Regions from separate parts of the Homo sapiens genome. Here regions 1 and 3 are each linked to region 2. A link is a contact called in ENCODE Hi-C data. All regions are on one chromosome and are shown on one strand. Each heading gives the region's core, a stretch centred on a gene start or an enhancer-like site at or near the end of the contact. The rest is flanking DNA. Distances are from core to core; before and after follow the strand shown.

What was found. A loop is a pair of places that touch in the nucleus more often than their neighbours do. Pooled maps may share reads with other maps.
Region 1: a loop to region 2 is called in a map of CD8-positive, alpha-beta T cell, with 13 times the contacts of the local background. The contact joins two enhancer-like sites. A Hi-C loop is called at or near these places in 4 of 168 maps with a recorded cell type or tissue (B cell, CD4-positive, alpha-beta T cell, CD8-positive, alpha-beta T cell and 1 more) and 7 of 50 pooled maps.
Region 3: a loop to region 2 is called in a map of IMR-90, with 5 times the contacts of the local background. The contact joins two enhancer-like sites. A Hi-C loop is called at or near these places in 6 of 168 maps with a recorded cell type or tissue (HCT116, IMR-90, K562 and 3 more), 2 of 37 single-sample maps with no recorded cell type and 21 of 50 pooled maps.

Annotation. Positions count from the first base shown.
Region 1 is chr9:98,973,647-98,976,521 of GRCh38, forward strand. All of the region lies in intron 2 of COL15A1 (collagen type XV alpha 1 chain), which reads left to right. Among named protein-coding and RNA genes, the nearest start is that of COL15A1-AS1, 30 kb to the left of the region's middle. Within about 2 kb of position 1,470, at least 13 of the 41 ENCODE cell types and tissues checked have a DNase peak (open chromatin) inside an H3K27ac peak, as active enhancers do.
Region 2 is chr9:100,597,313-100,600,278 of GRCh38, forward strand. No RefSeq gene overlaps it. Among named protein-coding and RNA genes, the nearest start is that of CAVIN4, 21 kb to the left of the region's middle. RefSeq lists an enhancer at 1,435-1,729. Within about 2 kb of position 1,524, at least 17 of the 41 ENCODE cell types and tissues checked have a DNase peak (open chromatin) inside an H3K27ac peak, as active enhancers do.
Region 3 is chr9:99,258,462-99,261,245 of GRCh38, forward strand. No RefSeq gene overlaps it. Among named protein-coding and RNA genes, the nearest start is that of SEC61B, 38 kb to the left of the region's middle. RefSeq lists an enhancer at 1,427-1,476. Within about 2 kb of position 1,275, at least 26 of the 41 ENCODE cell types and tissues checked have a DNase peak (open chromatin) inside an H3K27ac peak, as active enhancers do.

The sequences.
Region 1 (2,875 bases), core at 220-2,719, 1.6 Mb before region 2:
TCCACACAGGCAGAGAGCTGTGACATTTTCCTGAGCACAGTGCTCCTTGCCTCTGGCCAGGCCTTGCTGGCTAAAGACAAGGAAGTCTGTGGGGAGGGCTGGGTTTGTCCCGGCCCCTGTTGGAGTCATTCCTTCCAGGCCTGAAGGCTGTGGACTGAAAGAACCGGCAGTTAGGGGCGGTTAGAAAAACTGAAACACTGGCGGGAGACAAGGAGGAGGCAGACGATGAGGCTGTCAGACCTGGCAAGGGCCTTTGGAAAATATTTAGTCCAAGGCTCTAGTTTGACAGATATTGAACCTGAGGCTCAGAGAAGGGAAGGGACTGCTCAAAGTCATATGCCAAGTTGGTGGCAGAGTCCACCTTGCAGGCTGAGGCCCTTTCCACCACCCCATGCAACATCTGAGAGGTCAGGATGTAGAAGTTGAGGCCGACTTGTGTGTGGTCTCAGAGGGGTAGAGAGCTAGGCCCAGCCAGGTGGGTGGGAGTTGCAGGGGCGGTTGCCTCAGTTCAACATGAGAAAGGACTTCCGAAGACTTCGAATTGTGCAGCAATGGTCAGGTGGCCGTGAGTGGAGATGAGCAGGTGGAAGCCAGGTGGCTTTGGATGGGTGAGCATTGTAGGAAGCTCCTCCCCAGGTGGTGAGCTGCACTGTCCCACACAGTCTGCGGTTGCTGAACTCCTGTCCCTCCAGGGAGGTGGGAGAAAGGGAAGTCACATGCCAGATGTGATTTAGACATACCCAGGGTCCTTGGGGGCCACCTCTCTGTAGGGGTGTCCAAAGGGAAGGGAAAGAACCGTCCCAGAAGATGCAAGAACCCCACCCTCCCAACTTGCTGGCAGGACAAGCTGACAAAGGGCAAGGAGGAGGGACACGTGGCTTCTCCGACGGTCTGCCCCCCATGCTGCAGGCGCAGAGGAGGGGGACTGAGCACCTCCTCTTCTCCCCAGGGACTGAGTGCCAAGAAACTCAGGTGAGAGGAGCCCTTCTGGGGTCCCAAGGGCAGTCCCCCCACCTTACCCTACATACCCTCATCCTACTGGTCCAGCCCCAGGCCACAGGCAGTATAGGGTCATCTGGACCCCCTCAGCCCCGGCCCCCCAGTGGGAATACACCCACCCGCTTGCAGGAGTCACCGTGGCCCCGTTTAAGCTGACTGAAGTGTGCCGTCGGTCTTTAGAGGCGTGTGTGGGAATGGTAGAAACCCAGGAGGGGCACCTTCAGCCTTTCCCAGCACTCGGTGCAGAGAAACAGCAGAGGAGGGAAAGGAGGCGTTATGGGTTCTAGGCCTGGCTTGGCCAAACTCACTGCATGGCCTCAGACCTGCTCTCTTGGGTCCCTTAACAGACCTTTCGCTTTGAGTCTGTTGTTGGGATCCCGGTTCACAGCGCAGGTGGAAAGCCTTCCTTGCAGTTGGTGGAAGCGCAGTTCCCGTAGAGACCGCCAGGAGCCGCTGCCGCGCACGGTCCCGGGGCGTCCTCAGCCTCCCTCGCGCCTCCGTCCGGACATATCCGCAGCGCTCCTTCACCTGGAGCGAGGAACGCTCCTTAGCCTCCTCTGGCTTTAAATGCTAACTAGCGCTAGCGCTGGGCTCAGGTCCCAGATGATCGTCTGTGAGAGGGAGCTTTGCAAAGCCAGCTACAGTTCTCTAGGGAGGCAAGGCTCCAAAGCTCAGGCTAGTCCCGGGCACTGCTTCAGGACCCCACAGATGGAAGGACTGATCCAGCCCATCGCACGGAAGGGGAAACCGAGGCCCAGCGGGGTAGGGGAGGTGCCAGATGATGTCCCTGAGCCTGTGGCAGAGAGGAGGAGGAGAGGTGAGAGTTCGCTCCTGTTCTTCATCTCTGGCCAAATCGCTGTCATCTGTGTGGAAGGAAAACCTGAACCCTGCTCTGTTTGTTTCTTCATGGCTGGGATTCTGCCTGGTTTCCATGGAAACTGGCTTTGGACCCTTGGGAGGAAAGTCGCACCCTGCCCTGACTGCTCAGATTTTCCTCTGCCTCCTCTGTCTCTGAAACCGTCTGATTTCTCCTCTCTGCGCCCTGAGGAGGGGCCACCCCAAAACTGCACTTAGGAGTCTGAACTAGATTTGAGGGAGGGAGGCTCAGGTTGTCTCTCCCTGTGTCCGTTCCTTCACAGCATCCCCTTGGCTCTGTGGATGTTTAGAGGAGGGGGGATGACTTTGGCCCTTTTTGCAGAGTGAGAGTGGGGCCCCCGTGTGTTGGGGTGCAGCTGAGCCTGACTGGAAAGATTTAGATGTAAGAAGATGGGGAAGAGTGATGTCACTAGAAGGAATAGCATGAGTGAAGGCAAAGACACGGGGGGAGAATGAGGAGATGAAGCAGAGGGTGTCTCGAGTAGAATTTTGCTTTTATGCTGAAGGCACTGGGGAGCCATTGAAGGCTTTGGAGCTTGTAATAGGAGCAGATGACTACTAATGGTCACCTAGATAGTGAGCTGCTTGAGCACACATGTTCCAGGCTTAGCTCCATGTCTCCAGCACTACACAAGGCACAATGTGGGAGCTTTAGAAATATGATCAAATTCATGAATTGGAAAAGTAAGTTGAAAACCCCCATTGGAAATGAAGCTATCTCTAAGCATTAATGAAGTGAGAGAATAAGACCGGTCAGATGCAGCCCCAGGAAGTGTTTGAAGGCAGTGAAAATACATAGAATAAATCACAGTGGATGTGGCTCTGAGAGTCTATCTGGTCTAACTCTCTGATGGGAAAACTGAGATCAGGGAGGGGGACTAGCTGGCCCAAGGTCACAGACAGAGTCTTGAACCTGAGTCCTTCCTCCCCTCCCTGGGTCTCTCATTGCCCCATGGATTCATGCCTCCCAGATGGGCTCTCTGGGCCAGTGGATCCAGCA
Region 2 (2,966 bases), core at 274-2,773:
CTATGGTGACAATCACATTCCCTCTAAGACTTGGCACTCATCCCTCCAGATGCTGGGAGTTTTGACGGCTGATGGCTCTCGCCCAAGTCTGTCTCCAGGAATTGCCCTCAGCAGAGAAAGCCACCTCACCCAAGGTCATGCCCCCTCCTGAGAGCAGCCCACATTGAGTGACGGGTTGACTGAGGGATATGTGTGTGGCTTCTGGCTTCAGCGTGGAACAGCTCTGAAGGACCTTCCTGGGTCCAGAGCTTGCCATAGCATTGGCTGAGGCCCCGGTTTAAACCTCACTAAGTGTTCAACTCCTTGTCTCTGTCCTTCATCCTTCAGCCCTCACAGGTGCTGTTCATGAGAGCATCACTCAATAAGCCACCTACAATATCTCTGAGTCTGTTTCCTAGGGAAGCCAGCCCACAGCTGGGCATGATGGAGAGGGAGGAGTCTAAGGTGGCTCCTGGATTTCTGGCTTGAGACAGCACATGATGTTATCCAGTGAGAAGAGGGACAAAGAAGAAAGTGTACAGAAGTTGAAGCAGGTTTGCTGGAAAAGATATGTTTTGGGGGTGCTAAGTCTGAGGTGCCTGTGGGATAGCCAGGAGTTTGAAGCTCAGAGGAAAGATCTAGACTAGAGGTACAGATTTGGGAGTCATCAGCAAGGCAAAAACAATGGCATTAAGGAGATCTTCACCCCATAAAAGTGTGGAGTGTGAAAAAAAAACAACTAACCAGGAAGCATGTGTGTGGGAGCCAACAGAAATGGGCAGGGGAAGGAAGACACACTTCTGGCAAATATAGTGATCAGAGAGTTTGGAAAACCGGGAGTGTGAGCATTGTGGATGACAGAGGGATTTGCAGCAGTTTCAGATAGATGTGTCAGGAGCTGCAGAGAGAGCAGCATGGAAAAGTGTTCATTGGGGTGCATGACAAGGTCGCTGAGGACCTTGCTGAGAGCAGTTTGAGTGGAGTGGGTAGAAGCAGCCAGATTCCAGTGAGTTGGGGAGATGGGGTGGGAGGAGAAGAGACAAATGTGATAACCTTTGATAACGCTCATGAGATGGGGACAGGAGAGGTAGGTAGGGACAGAGCACAGAAAACAGGAGGGTATTTGTAAATGATGGGGGAGATGAGCTGAAGGAGAAGGCCCAGCCAAGAAGGGGTAAAGCGAAGGCCGCAGGTGTGGCAACTGGTTAAAATTCTTGAGCAGGTGGAAGAAGACTGAGCAAACAAAATTAATCCTGGAGAGGAAGAACCAAATCTCAGGCGCCAGAAGTGACGGAAGCAGGTAACAACAGCCACAATTTATTATGCTCTTTATTTAAGGCAAGGAACTTTAAGTACTTTAACCCTCACAACAAATCTACTCTCGAATACCACGCACCTGGCCGGAGCTGGTGGGGCTGCGGAGGCCTGGCCTCTCTCCCTGGAGCCCCGCCCAGTCCCCAGGTAGGCGGGGGAGCGTACGCTTCCGGCAGGACAGGGTGGTTCCAGAACCCACCGCTCGCTCTCTTGAAACCGGCTCCGCGGGCAGGAGGAGGGAATTTTGCATTTCCCGCAGTAAGCGCGCCGGGGCCGGGGAGGAGCCACATGAAAAGCGCTAATGGCGTAACGCATGCGCGCCGCGGAGAGCCGGTGCAGAGCCGGCGCAGGCGCCGAGGTCTGCGGGGCGGGTGTTCTCTTCCCGTCTCCGTCAGCATCCAGGTTCAGCGCCCGGCTTGAGTCCGGTTTGTTTTGTAGGAATTCCTGTTAATTCCTGTCGCAGTCTAGCCGTCTACCAATAGGAAATTTGTTAAAATATAGTGATGTACATATGATGGGCTATTTTCGCAGCTCCACTCACGCAAACCAGAAATGTAAATTATTCCCTTGTCTTGGTCTCCTTATAGTTGAAAAATTATTCTCTCCTGGCACTGTTTTATTTATGGCTGGCGACTGAGCTGTTTAAGCTTTGCAGTTTCTGTCTCGTTGGTTGAATTAGACTTACGAACAAATTGTCCATATGATGACAAGAGGGCAATGATGACTGAGTTTTTCCTGGGCCAAGCGGGTCAGTGGTAGGGAGTTGGCTACTTGGAAAAAAATTCTCCTTAAGACACTTCCTCTCGAAGGTGAGAGCTCAGCAGAAGGGGATTGGGGCCTCACTGTCAGATGCGTAAGTTGAGGGGGTTGTCGTCAGGAGTCCGCTGGAGGGGAGGCATTGCTTGAGGAAACTTTGAAAGGGCTCCACAAGAAAAAAAAAATCAGCCTTCAGAATTTGCCACACCTGAAAGGCACCATTGTGCCTCCAGATTTCTTGGATGGGAATCAAACAGCAGTGCACTGCATCCCTTGGACTGCAAGCTCCCTGAGTGGTCCCTCAGAGGCCCTCTTTGGTAAGCTTGAGGTTAGAAGCAGGCCCCTCACACCACCTCCTTTGGTTGCGGGTTCAGCAGATCTCTCCAAAGGATCCTCACTTGACCTCTCTTCCCATCTCTATTCTTTGACCTCATATCTTCTTTATGGACAGATAATGAATTCAAGGTTTTAGCCAAGTCCTGCTTTGCAAATCCACCAGGATGGTCTGTTTCACTACTGATTCTGAGATATGGATTCACACTTCCAAATGAGAAGAATTTTAGTTTGGTACTGCAGCATTATGCAAACCAACCTACAAGCAGGCAACACTTTCATGGAACAAAAGAGCTTACTCAACTCTTAGAAACCACGACTACCCCTACATTCAGATTTGTCGAAATCCTGGTTCCACCAACCAGCAGAACTCAATTCTAAGCGATTCTTTCTCAGCACACTTCCTATGTGTGCCATTATATTGAGAGAGCTGAATTCAGAGGAGTATCAGGAGAGGGAAACTGTTCTTTTCCCACTGACCATCTCAGGCATATTCTTACAACTTCTTTCGTCACTCTCAGATAATAAAAATTTTTCTAGTTACTTTTAGACCCAAAGTAATCTTATTTGAGTTATGAAAATTC
Region 3 (2,784 bases), core at 25-2,524, 1.3 Mb before region 2:
TGGCTCAGACTTCTGAGGCCTAGCCCCTAATCCCACCCTTCACCAGACTGTGTGTGACCTTCACTCAGCTCCTGTCCCTTCCCTGAGCCTTGGCTTCCCCATCTGGGCTGAATGTGATGGTGTTTAGGGAACAAATTTTATGGTGTCATTACTTAAAATGTGGGAGCTCTATTTCTTCAGCCTTTAATAGAAGTGTTACTGTGAGGGGTACGTGTATTTCATGTAACTATCTGCTGGATTCCACGTCTTCCCTCTTCACCACAGTGCCCCTTCCTCACCGAATCCTAAGCTGAGCTAGTACCTACACCCTCGTTTTCTAGAAGGAAAATTACCTTCATTCTGGATTTTAGGAAATGATATGCTGGACTTTTCAGACTATAGTTGAAAGAGGTTTAGATTAACCAAGGAGATCTTATTTCTTGTTTCAGTTCTACCAGTGGAGTCTTGAGCTCTTGCCCCTCCTTGACTCAGTTTCCCTCAGAAGTATGAGCTGTTTGAGCCAGGTGATCTTGAAACTTCCTCCCAGTTTTGATTCAGGGTTTCTAGTTTTCCCTTGGAAATTTAACTCTGCCACCTCCCCCTGCGCCCCACCCCCAGCCTGTGTCTCACAAATGGGTTAAATGGGAACAATTGAGAAGTGAAACAACTTTGCTATAGACCAGCTCGGAAGGATAATGAAATTCTCAACTTCTGATATGGAAAACTGTTAGAAAAATGCAGCTCCTGCTCCACTTGTGAAAAATAAAAAAGAAAAATGGTGTTTAATGTCATCTGTCACCCACAGTGGTGAATTTTACAAGTGGTCATAAGCACATTCCCCTCCCCCAACACGCAGCAGGGGAGGAGGAGGTGTTGGGTAAGCAGGAGCTTTTGGAAAGTGCGTGTCCCCAAACGAAAGCCAGATATCGGGGCCAGGCCTTGCTGGGGTTACCTTCCCGGTGCAGCCATGATTTATTTCCCGCAGGTCTGGGGACCGTAAGAGGGGATTCCAGAAGCTTCATGTGAGCAGTGAGGACCCAGTATCTTGGGGCTGCCTGCCAGTAAGGCGACCTCGCTCAGTGCCTGTCGACACCGTCTGCTGATTGGGAGCTGGCCGCGGCCGCCCAGGCCCTCGTGGCCTCTGGGTCATGTGAGAGACTTGGCAGGAGCCGGTGCTCACTGAATCCGGTATTCGGGTGGAATCTGTGCCACGGAGCTGTCAGCGTGACGGTGTCAGCAGGTTCACCTGCCTGTGCCAGAGGAAGGGCCACACGCCAGGCAGCCTTCTGGGCCATCCTGTCATCCTGCTCTGCAGCTGACAGAGACACCCACAGTCGCATCACTCAGCCGTTTTGCTGACAGCCCGGATGTGCCTTTGAACAGCCTGCATTTAGGGTGCTGCGGGAGGAACCCTGCACTCCTGCTGCTGATGAGCTGGGCTCTGCACAGCGAGCAGGAAAGAAGGAGGAAGAGCTTTCTGGATGTCAAATCTCACGGGAAGATCCACAGAAAATTTGAGGAGTAAAAAGTAAACCAGTCAGCCGAGACTAGATCAAAGATTCCTCTGTGCCTGACTGCAGACCTGTGGTGACTGAAGAATGCTATCATTCCACAGCAAAAATGGAAAAACACAGCCAGGAGAATCAATCTCATAAACCTAATGTCACTTGAGGAAATGTTCTTTATTTTTAGATAAGGAATATTTTTGCAACTTTTTAATGTTGATTCTTTCTCTCTAGAAAACAATGGTGATGTTAGATGGTAGTTGGTTTTTGAACAGTACCCACTTGACAACCCTATGTACATCCTGTGTAGTTGAAAAAAAGTTTTACTGATTCATAAATTCCAAAAATCTAGGAACCATTGGACTCTCAGAGGACTCATGGAGAGTGACAGGAGAAAGGGCAGAAGGGCAAGGTTAGATGGTGGAAGGCCTTGCTCTAGAAGCTCTGTGATAGCAGGGAACCACACTATGGTAGCCCTGGGTTCTAGCACATGGGTTGGTAAACTTTTTCTACAAAGGGCCTGGTAGTAAATATTTGAGACTTTTGGACTGCACTGCCTTTGTGACAACTATTTTTGCCCTCTTGGCATGAAAACCTCCATAGACAATGATATGTAAATAAATATGTAAATGAAAAAGTGTAACTGAATTCCAATTAAACATTATTTATGTATGTATTTATTTTTGAGGCAGGGTCTCACACTGTCACCCAGGCAGGAGTGCAGTGCTGCCATCACGGCTCATTGCAGCCTCAGCCTCCTGGGCTCAAGTGCTCCTCCTGACTCATTTTCTAATTTTTTTATTTTTAGAGATGAGGTCTCACGATATTGCCCAGGCTGGTCTTGAACTCCTGGGCTCAAGTGATCCTCCCACCTCAGCCTCCTGAAATGCTGGGATTACAGGCATGAGCCACCAGGACTGGCAATAAAACTTTATTTATAAAAACAGGTGGTGGGCCTGATTCGGCCTAGGGGTTGTTGTTGGTTGACACCAGTCTAGCGCAACATCTAGTATCTAGTAGGTGTTCAGTAAGTATTTATTGAATTGATATGAATTGTTTCTAGCAGGCAAAGAGGAGACATTGGAGGTGTGTGAGATAGGATTTTAGAAAGATCGCTGTGGTAGACTGTGTAAGATGGATGGAGGAGGCATGAAACAGAGCCAAGGTGCTGGGTAAGGAGTTGTTACAATAGTCCAGGCTTGGGTGGTGAGGGCTCAGCCTGGAGCAGGGCAGGAGAGAAGAAGTGAAGGTGGGGAAGGGGCTGAGCCTATGTGATAGAGATGCATTTAAAGGAAAAAGG